2 separate regions of the Homo sapiens genome follow, and region 1 is linked to region 2. A link is a loop called in an ENCODE intact Hi-C map of the cell type or tissue named here. Cell type or tissue: PC-3. All regions are shown on one strand. Each heading gives the region's core, and the rest is flanking DNA. Links, peaks and the distances in the headings are about the cores only. Region 1 holds the start of LOC107986733 (a long non-coding RNA gene). Region 2 overlaps HOTTIP (HOXA distal transcript antisense RNA).

The links. Hi-C counts contacts between places; a loop is a spot of excess contacts. Peaks named below come from ENCODE experiments on the same cell type or tissue, not always from the same donor. Only the 100,000 strongest peaks of a DNase experiment are listed, where the experiment ranks them.
Region 1: a loop joins it to region 2, with 10 times the contacts of the local background. A loop is called at or near these places in 2 of 110 quality-filtered maps.

Annotation. Positions count from the first base shown.
Region 1 is chr7:27,345,074-27,349,465 of GRCh38, forward strand. It overlaps LOC107986733 (a long non-coding RNA gene), which reads right to left and starts at 1,697. Exons shown (of 3, transcript XR_001745009.1): 1 at 1,637-1,697. In PC-3, for the core only: no CTCF peak of the experiment used is centred there; a DNase peak (open chromatin) is centred at 2,038; H3K4me3 peaks cover 2,121 bases; H3K27ac peaks cover 2,499 bases.
Region 2 is chr7:27,202,853-27,207,244 of GRCh38, forward strand. It overlaps HOTTIP (HOXA distal transcript antisense RNA), which reads left to right. Exons shown (of 3, transcript NR_037843.3): 3 at 1,860-4,392. Among named protein-coding and RNA genes, the nearest start is that of HOTTIP, 4.6 kb to the left of the region's middle. RefSeq lists enhancers at 1-110, 1,605-2,329, 2,330-3,052. In PC-3, for the core only: no CTCF peak of the experiment used is centred there; DNase peaks (open chromatin) are centred at 2,249, 2,569 and 3,079; H3K4me3 peaks cover 4,000 bases; H3K27ac peaks cover 3,696 bases.

The DNA.
Region 1 (4,392 bases), core at 176-4,175, 140 kb after region 2:
TTTCCTAATTAATAAGTTACTGTGATCTCAGTTTCTCTTCCCACGCCCTCAGCACTTCAGAGCTTGAATTATTCATTTCCAGCCTCAGTGCTGGGCTCCAGCTGCTCATATTGAAGAAGGCTCTGTTGACCTTGAGCTTGAGAATTTGTATGTGTTATAATACAGATGTCATTAAAATATAAAATTTACCTGCTGAGAACAACATTATACTATTTATGAAACCATATAATTTCAATAACTAAACTCAGCAAGATTTTATTGCTCTTTCCACCTGCAATCACAGAAGTGCTGACTCATCACTTGAGAACCACAGCTCACCAATGCGCAGCTTCACTAAAAATCTGCAATGAGTCTTATTTTTTCATCATCTCTATGTAACCTTTTTTTTTGTGGCAGTTATACAGCCCCCTTCTAAAAGGTTATAATTAATTAAAGGCTCAAATTAACACCAGGAAAACTTTCATGTCACAAAATCTTCAGTGCCTCCGTGGTTAGAAAGAGCTATATTTTTAATACCATGATGATAAATTAAAATTCAGGAATGTCTTTAAAATTTTTTATAGGTATTTTAACAGTCAATTTCACCTTCTCTGAAGATAGACTAAAAGGAGCCTTCTTTGATGTACTGAATTTCCTTATCTCCCACTCTGGCTTATTTATTTTACTTTATGTTATATACAGATACACACACATGCACAATTTTCTTCGAGATATCAGTCCTTTTTGATCAGAATGCTTAAGTAATTTTGTAATTCTCTTAAGGGTCTTTAGACATAGTCATATGACCATTTATAGTGCATTTCATCTTGATCCCCTCCTCCCAAAAATTGAGGGGAAATAAAGGCTTGCCTCATGGAAATGGACAAATAATTTACCCAATTCCATTTTCACTTTGAACCACAGTTGATATCAATATAGTTAAAAGTGAGATGAAGGTATGAGAACAGCAGAAAACATTAATTGTACGTACACGGGATACCGCTCTGTTTATGTGTCACCAACAATTGCAGAAGCATGGCAATGGCCTGTGAAGTGTCCTCCCGACTCCAACTGTGGTACGAGTGTGTGCACAGAAAGTGAACATTCTTAGAATTCACAATCGCTAATGCCATTCTTATCTGTAGAAGTATTACATCATTTACACATTTTTACTAAGCTGTTAGCCTCAATCATGCCCCGAAGCAGTTATTTCCACAGGTTAATGATGTATTATATAAAGAACGATTTCCTTTTTATTCTTGGAGGATTTGCCTTTTAATTTCATTTAGCAACCATTTTGTCTTACATGATGGAATGTTGTAGGCTTAAATTAACTCTCCAAAGATTGAAAAAAATCGATGTCTGTTAGCTGCGCTTTGAACTATACTTAAACCTTACAAATGGAATTTTCTATTTTCTTTTAAAGGGGAGGATTATAAAGAATATTTGATTATTTTGGTAAAAACAGGCTTCCCTTAGTAAAAGAGATAGTATGTTATGAATGACGTTTATAACCTAATATTATTTAGATAAGGTGGAAAAAAAGCCCCCCCAAACCCAGCAGGACCTCAATGATGGAAGCAAATCTGGAAAATAAGGAAATCTGATAAAACATAAGCCCACCATTTTTGCCTTGTGGTGTGGGTGTTGTCCTTACCTGCTGGAAAACACTGGCAAGTCTGTTCAGTGAGAGGCAGCCGAAGAAGGCTAGCAAATAGATTTATTAATCATTTCAGGAAAAATGAAGAATGCCTTTAAAGACAACACCCTCTTCTTGGCTTCACAGAATCTTTTTAGGTTTTACTGTTAATAAGATTAAACAGGAGATGAGCAGTAAAGATATTGAAGCAGAGTTTTTTTTATAAGAAAAAGTACACATTAAGAATCGGGCTCCCCCACCACTTAGCTCAGCACTGTGTCCACATTCTTCTATTCAGATTTTTTTATTGCTGTTTGCTTAGGGGAAAAAGTCCCTGTTGAAAGAATGCGGGCCGGAGTACATTAGTCACCTTTCCAGTGCTGTTTCTGTGGGACGGGGCCACGTATCCCTCCCAACTCTGTAAGTTCTCTGCTAGTCAGGGCTGGAGACTGCTGCTGGCAGAAACCCAATCTTCTCCTTGCAAATAAAGGAGCCATCTGACAACGCTGTATTTGTTGGGGCCTCTTCTGAACCAATCAGAGACTGCCCTTGACCGACGGGAGGAGGAGAAGTTTATAATAGGATCAGTTTTGTTTGCAATTTGTTTCTAATAGATGCCAATAAGCCAGTTAACTAGGCTCCGGTTAATGGACATTTTATTGTTCCCCCCCTCCCGCCATGGTGCACATGACCTTTCCTTAGAAGCATTTGTGATGCCTGAAAACATGTATCTGCTGCCTGGTAGCCAGAGGGCTTGCTCTGCTCTAGAAAACTTGTTCCCTAGCCCCGAGCTGCAGACCAGACCCAAATACTTTGATCATTCTGTCAGTGGGAAATTTAGAGCAACATTCGGGCTTTTGTTCCATGTGTATTTCTCCAAATGTAATATCTCCCTCAAGAAATCAATGATAAGCTGTTAAACTAAAGAGCATGGTAACATCCACAGAGCAGTAAATTAATGGTCTTTCGTGGATAGATGGTTACAGATTTCATCATAAAAAATGGATAAAAGATTACATATCACACAGAGCGAAACTTTTAATAACTCAACATGACTTTTCTTAATGGGTTTTATTCATTTTAATCATTATAGTGTCAATGATGATTATAGCCTTATTAGATTGTAGTGATTGAAGGGCCTGTTTATGAGATATTGAAAATCTCAGCCTGCTCAGAATAGCCTGGCGGCCTGTGTGGGTTTGATGTGTAACTTTATCTGAAGGAGCAGGGCTTGTCAGGAGACTTTCAATTAATACTTTTACTAAATTGCTCCTGTCTTTAGTGACCTAGGTCACAGATGACTTAGGGATTCCACAACATCAGCTTTCCCAAACAGTTGGGCTACAGCAGTGTAAATCAAAAGAGGTTGTGAGTGTGTGTGTTTAAACGAAGGTAGGACTAGGAAAGGCCTCAAGTGAAGTGGCTTGAGTCCTTCTGTCTCACTTCGCAGCCAGGAGAGTCCTCTTTCTGCCTTACGATGCCTCACGAGAAAGGAGTTCTAATAACGGGATAAAAAGTTGGCCTCAAGAATCTGGAAGTTTCTCCGTTTTTCCCTCCATGTCTGGGCACATGATTAAAATAAAAATCAAGACTCCATTCATGATTAATAAGGTGCTATTTCAGAGAAATGCCCCAAAACCCAGTCATCCTAAAAAAGTTATTATAATAAAGGTGTCAATGTTCCTAAATTCAAAATAATAATAATAATAAAACCTACAGATGAATACCTTCAGTGGGACCAAGATTATAATGCCATCTATTTGATATCCTGATTTAGTATTGATTCTTTAGAATATCTATTTCCATTACAAATAAGTGTCACCTAAAAGTTATTCCAAATGTTTCACTATAATGGATGTCATCTGTAATAGGCCTTTGAGAAGCAGTGTGGTGTGTCATGGTGTTACAGGAGACCTGGGTATAAATTTGGGCTACTTCCTTTACCAGCAGTATGTTTTGGGACAGGTGACTTGAATTGTCATAGCCTCCATTTCTTCATCAGTAGAAATGGGAATAATGATAATACCCATTTTACCTGTCTCCTTTGTAGGGTGACTAACAGAATCAAATGAGTTCACATTTGTGCTGAAAAAACTCTGTTTTCAAGTGAATCTTTAGAATGTCACTAAGATCCAGGAGCCAGGTGATGTGGCTTTTAAAAATACAGGGTTCAGTGTTAGATAGAAAATATCAAGTGATTTGATGAAAATCTGGAAAAGTCAAATTCAATTGAAGTCTAAGTGATTAGGTCCCAAATATTTGAGAATAGAATAATAAAAGTCAAAAGGAATCTAGCAGAGCTTTTTTTTTTTTTTTTGCTTTTTTAGTAGGGAGAAGTGGATATTTGAATGTAAAAAGATAGTGCAAGCCAGTAGGAATGGCTTGGGAAATGCCATACTGTATGGACAAGTGGTCTGTCTCCGTCTGTCAGATGGGCATAGCTGAGAATCAATCTCAGTCCAGACCTTAGCACAGGAGAAGGGAGATAATCACGGGTGGGGGAAGCCCTGGAATTCAGAAGGGAAGAGAAAGGGAAAGAAATGGGGGTAGAGGAAGGACAGTGGCTTACGCCCAAGCTGGAGAAAACGCACAAAATTAAAGGGAACCAAGGGTTGGAGAGGGGGGCAGCTGGTAAGTGGGAACTGAATGGAGTCCATCTATGACAAGGAAGCACACAGCAGGGAGGAGGTGCGGTAGGGAAAGAACATGACCATGACCTTGGGATCCCACAACCCTGGTCCAGTCTTTTTCTACCACCCTCACGATGGCCCCCC
Region 2 (4,392 bases), core at 315-4,314:
TCAAGACATGCTTATTTAGAGGAAGGCACCCTGCTTGTTCTCTTCTTGTCTTGGATCTCAACATGTATCTTATTTTTCTACCAGACATGTCCATGGCGTCCTGGCATGCCCCACTGTTTTCAAATGTCTGCATGTCCTGTCAGTATTGAGTTGTAGCCACCAATCAGTGGAGGTCGTTTATAGAAGGAGAACGAGCTCTGAATAATTTGGGTCTGAGTTTCAGAATTTCTACTCACTTTTAAGCAAGAATAATCTTCCTTCCCTGTCTTCTGCTAAGGGAGATAAGATATTTATTAATGTTTCCCAATATGATTTCTTTCCCTGCCAGGCAGCCAACAAACTGACTTGCTGTGGCAAAAGAAAGTTTGGAGGACGATTGAGACGGGTGTGCTCTGGGAAGCAAGCACAGACCCTCCTAGCATTTTTCCTCTTTTCCCAACGGCAAGGTCAAGATTTGCTTGCCTGCCAAGGTAGTGGGTCCTGATCTTCTGAGCTGTCTGTCCCTCTGATTTTTTGTTCTCCAGGCTCAGGAATTCCTATAGGATTGCAGAGGCACCTTCAACCTGATAATTTTATATTCTCAGGCTCCTCCTGGGTTAGACTGGGGAAGCCAGGGCACCCACTAGGATCGGCCGGCAGCGGTGGCACCTTAGGCATGACAGCCAAGCAGAGGGCTGCATGAGTAGAGGTGGGAGAGGTGGGAGAGGCTGCAGTCACTTCCCAGGTACTGTCTGGTGCACTGATTTCCCCGGAGGAGCCCTGAGAGGGCAGTGCAGGCAGGACCGGAGGGTAGTTTCTGCAGCACGGCCTTTATTTCAGGAATCACCAGAGCCTTTCTCAGTGTTCCAAAATGCCTTGGCTGACAAGGCTTCTTACTTCCTGGGGTAGGCCAGGGTGCCCTGCAGGGACTGGTTGCCCAAAAACCTCTCACTGAAGAAAAAAACCGCAGCTAGGTTTTTCTGGGTGGGGAACTGGATGCCAGCCTGGTCCACGCGGCTCTGGGCTCCCAGCATTGGAGAAGAAAAGGAAAAAGGGAAACCAGGTTTTAATCGAGCTTGATTTTCATTAGCAAATGAAATTTACCTGCTCTCACTTTAACTCTGAGGAGGCTGTCAGCACTGCTCCCTGGCACTATTTCTTTGCATCCATCCAGCACTAGGATAAACATTCCTTGGTTGATTCTAAAGACACTTTGTATTTCAGGATATTCATGTGCTTTTAATGTATCCAAGCAGCTTTACAAGCCACTTTTGCAGAACATCTTAACCCTCTCTCTCCCACCCTAGGTGGGCTGGGGCACAGAGATAATGGCAAAGGAAGAAAGATCCAGAGGAAAAACTGGTTGAGGGGCTGAGGAGAGAGAAAGAGAAAAGACGAAATCGTCAAACAGTGTAGCACCTCTGAAGCCAAACTTGAGCAGATCATTTGGGAAAGGAGCAAGTGGGGGACTGCTCTGCTTATGGAGGGAATTTTGAGTGTCCCCATCAGGTAGAAGCTGTACCCTCTTTCTTAAGGGGAAAGGGTTGGTAGGTCCTGAGATCTGGGCTGAAGTTGGCCAGCGGACAGGGAAATGGTGCATCGAGTCACTCACTCAACCTTTTGTTCCAGATTTTTGTGCATTTGAAACAATAATAAGGCAGTAAAAGGCTTGAGGCTGTGGGATAGTTTTGGGCTATTGTCACTGTGGTGACCAAATGTTAACATGGTGAAAGTGGAAGTGCAAGGTCCAGGAAGATCTACAGGGACCCCCACTTTGCCTTTAAGATCCCTTCATGGGGTGGATCTCAAGGACAGCAGGTTTTTGGAGGAGCAGCTCTCCTGCTGCCTGTAGAGTTTTTTGTTTTGTTTTGTTTTTTCAGGTACCACAAAGCCACTAGTGCACAGGGACTCAGAAAAGACGGCAGGAGCCCAAGGAAAACTCCAATTTGAGTACAGCCCTGCCTTGTTTCCCCCAGAGAGTCCCTGAGCAAGGAGACCTCCACCCCACACACACCATTTCAGAACAACCAGGTTCCAGACTCCCATGAGGAGCATCTCCCACTGCAGAGCCTTGGCCAGCCGCGCCCGGACTCCTCAGAGCTGGCGCAAACTCCGTCCTCCAAAACTCGGCTCTGGGAGGCCTAAGTGACTCCGAAGCCGGCGGCAGCCGCGGCAGCGGCCGTGGTGGTGGAAGAGCTCTTTTCCCCGACAGTGCCACTGATCGCTCTTCACTGGAGCTGGAAACAGCCTTCGCGGAAAGGACCGGAGCATGCGTTAGAAGCAGAGGGAGCTTGGTGAAGGGCTCGGCTGGAAGGAGGAAACGCCTTCTCGCAGTGCGCGGCCAGCCCGCGGGGGACACCGGCTTGCTGGACTGCAGGGGCCCGTGCCACCCAGGAAGTGACCTGCGGGTCACTCAGCCGGGGCGCTGGGCGAGCGCGGGACGGCCCGGAGAATTCCGTGCGGCTGCGACGGGAAAAGGACGAGGGGTCTCTGTACCCGACGCTGCCACTGGCCCAAAGGAATTTTACCCGCGAGCGCCCACCCCACCCTAGCTTGATGCTTACGCCCGCAACAAAACAGGAAACCAGGACTGGGCAGTGCATTCTTTAAGTCAACAAATACACTGAAGACTTCGAGCGTTTGAAGGAAGGAGGGGGTTTGCACGTAAGCCTGGCCCCGCCGGGCTCGGCTTTCTCGCTGAGAAAGCGGCGCAGGCAGCCAGGCGGCCTGGGCCCGCGGGGGTCCATCTCGCCCTAGACTCCTAAGAACTCCCACGGCCCTGTTCCCAGCTGCGAATTCTTAATGCACAACGCGACGGAGGGAAGGAAATTCACCAGCGCAGCGACGAGGAAGGGGAACTCAGGACCCCTTCAAGTACACACTGAGGTGTGATCAGAGTTTTATGGGCACTTTATATGCTGTAATCATAACGATGTGTGTGCCTTGATATGCACGCATATTCACGCATCAAACGTGCATACACACACAGAGTGAATGTGCGCATCCAATGTCATGTGGGTGAAATACAAGCATCATACCCAGCCCTACGAAAAAAAAATTCACCCTGTCGGACCAGGCTGGTGACATACTTCGCTGGCGCATCTCCTTACTCACTCTTACTTTTCCGACCCCTCACCATTCCCTCTCCTGTGGCTTGGTAAATACACCTGCCCTCCGTGGAAGGTGAGTCCTGGACTGGCGTTGCCAGGTTCGCATGTCCTCCCCAGAACCTCCGTCTGGCTCCAGGGACTCTCACTGAGCGGGTCTAGAGCACCCAGCACTTTTCAAGGAACAGCCGCGGTTCCTTTGTCCCGCGGCTCCAGCCCCGTTCGGCCCAGCTCTCAGGGAAACGAAGCGCTCAGTAAGAACTTTTGATATTAGTTTGTATGGGTATTTACACTCTGGTGAGGGGAGCTGAGTACGGAAGTTCCATTAATCATACTCCAACCTTGGGTTTAGATATTCAGTTTATGGGTTGGGAGAGGGAGTTTGCCGGAAAGAAAGCATCAAGGTTGGCCGCTGACTCCAGAGAAATGAAAAGGGAGCAAGGTCGTTTTCTGTTTCTGGAAATCAAGAATTAGGAATGGGCAACTACAGGTGCTAACCAACAGACCACTTTTTTGTTTTTTGGTAGCCCTTTGGCAGGGATAGTTTTTCCACCTTTGCCCGATACAATTTAAAAAAAAAAATCCTTTTATTATGGAATTTGTCAAACACACACACAAGCATAACAAACCCCTAGGTACCCATCTCCAAGTTTTGACCCCTATTATAATTTCATCTTCAGTGTTTTATTATCCACTTCCTCTCTCTCTATCTTTAGTATTTTAAAGTAAATCCCAGATAGCATCACATCATTTCACCCCCACCATAGGATTTCAAAGATCTGTTATATTTCAAGATTGAGTAAAAGGGCTTGAAATTGGGTTATTGCAATGAAACTCTAGAAAAAGCTTGAGGGTTCACCCAGGAGTAAGCTGGACAAAAAAGGGGTTTGAGGGGTGGACCCATCTTGCCTAAAAATCTTGTCTCATCTTTCTAAAAATTACATATGAAAGAGGAAGATTTATGTTACTTTTTTATATGAGAGAATCGTCCTTTAATAGAAAATTTCTATTGCTGCATCAGAATTATGGAGGAACACAAAAAACATACCTCAGTCCTTAGTGTGTCCTAAATTAACACATATTCACTTATTAGTGGGTAAATGACTATATTTCATTTCAGCACAACTTCTCCCCTGGTAGAAACACAAAAGAAATTTCTAATGATTAAACTAGGAAAGTTTGCACTGAATTGATGGCTTATCAGAGCAACCGCAGTTTTCAGGAAGAAATTCAATGCCATGCGTTGAAAATATCCCCCTAGCAATAAGGGATTATTTTTAAAAAAGAATGAATAAAGATGTTCTGG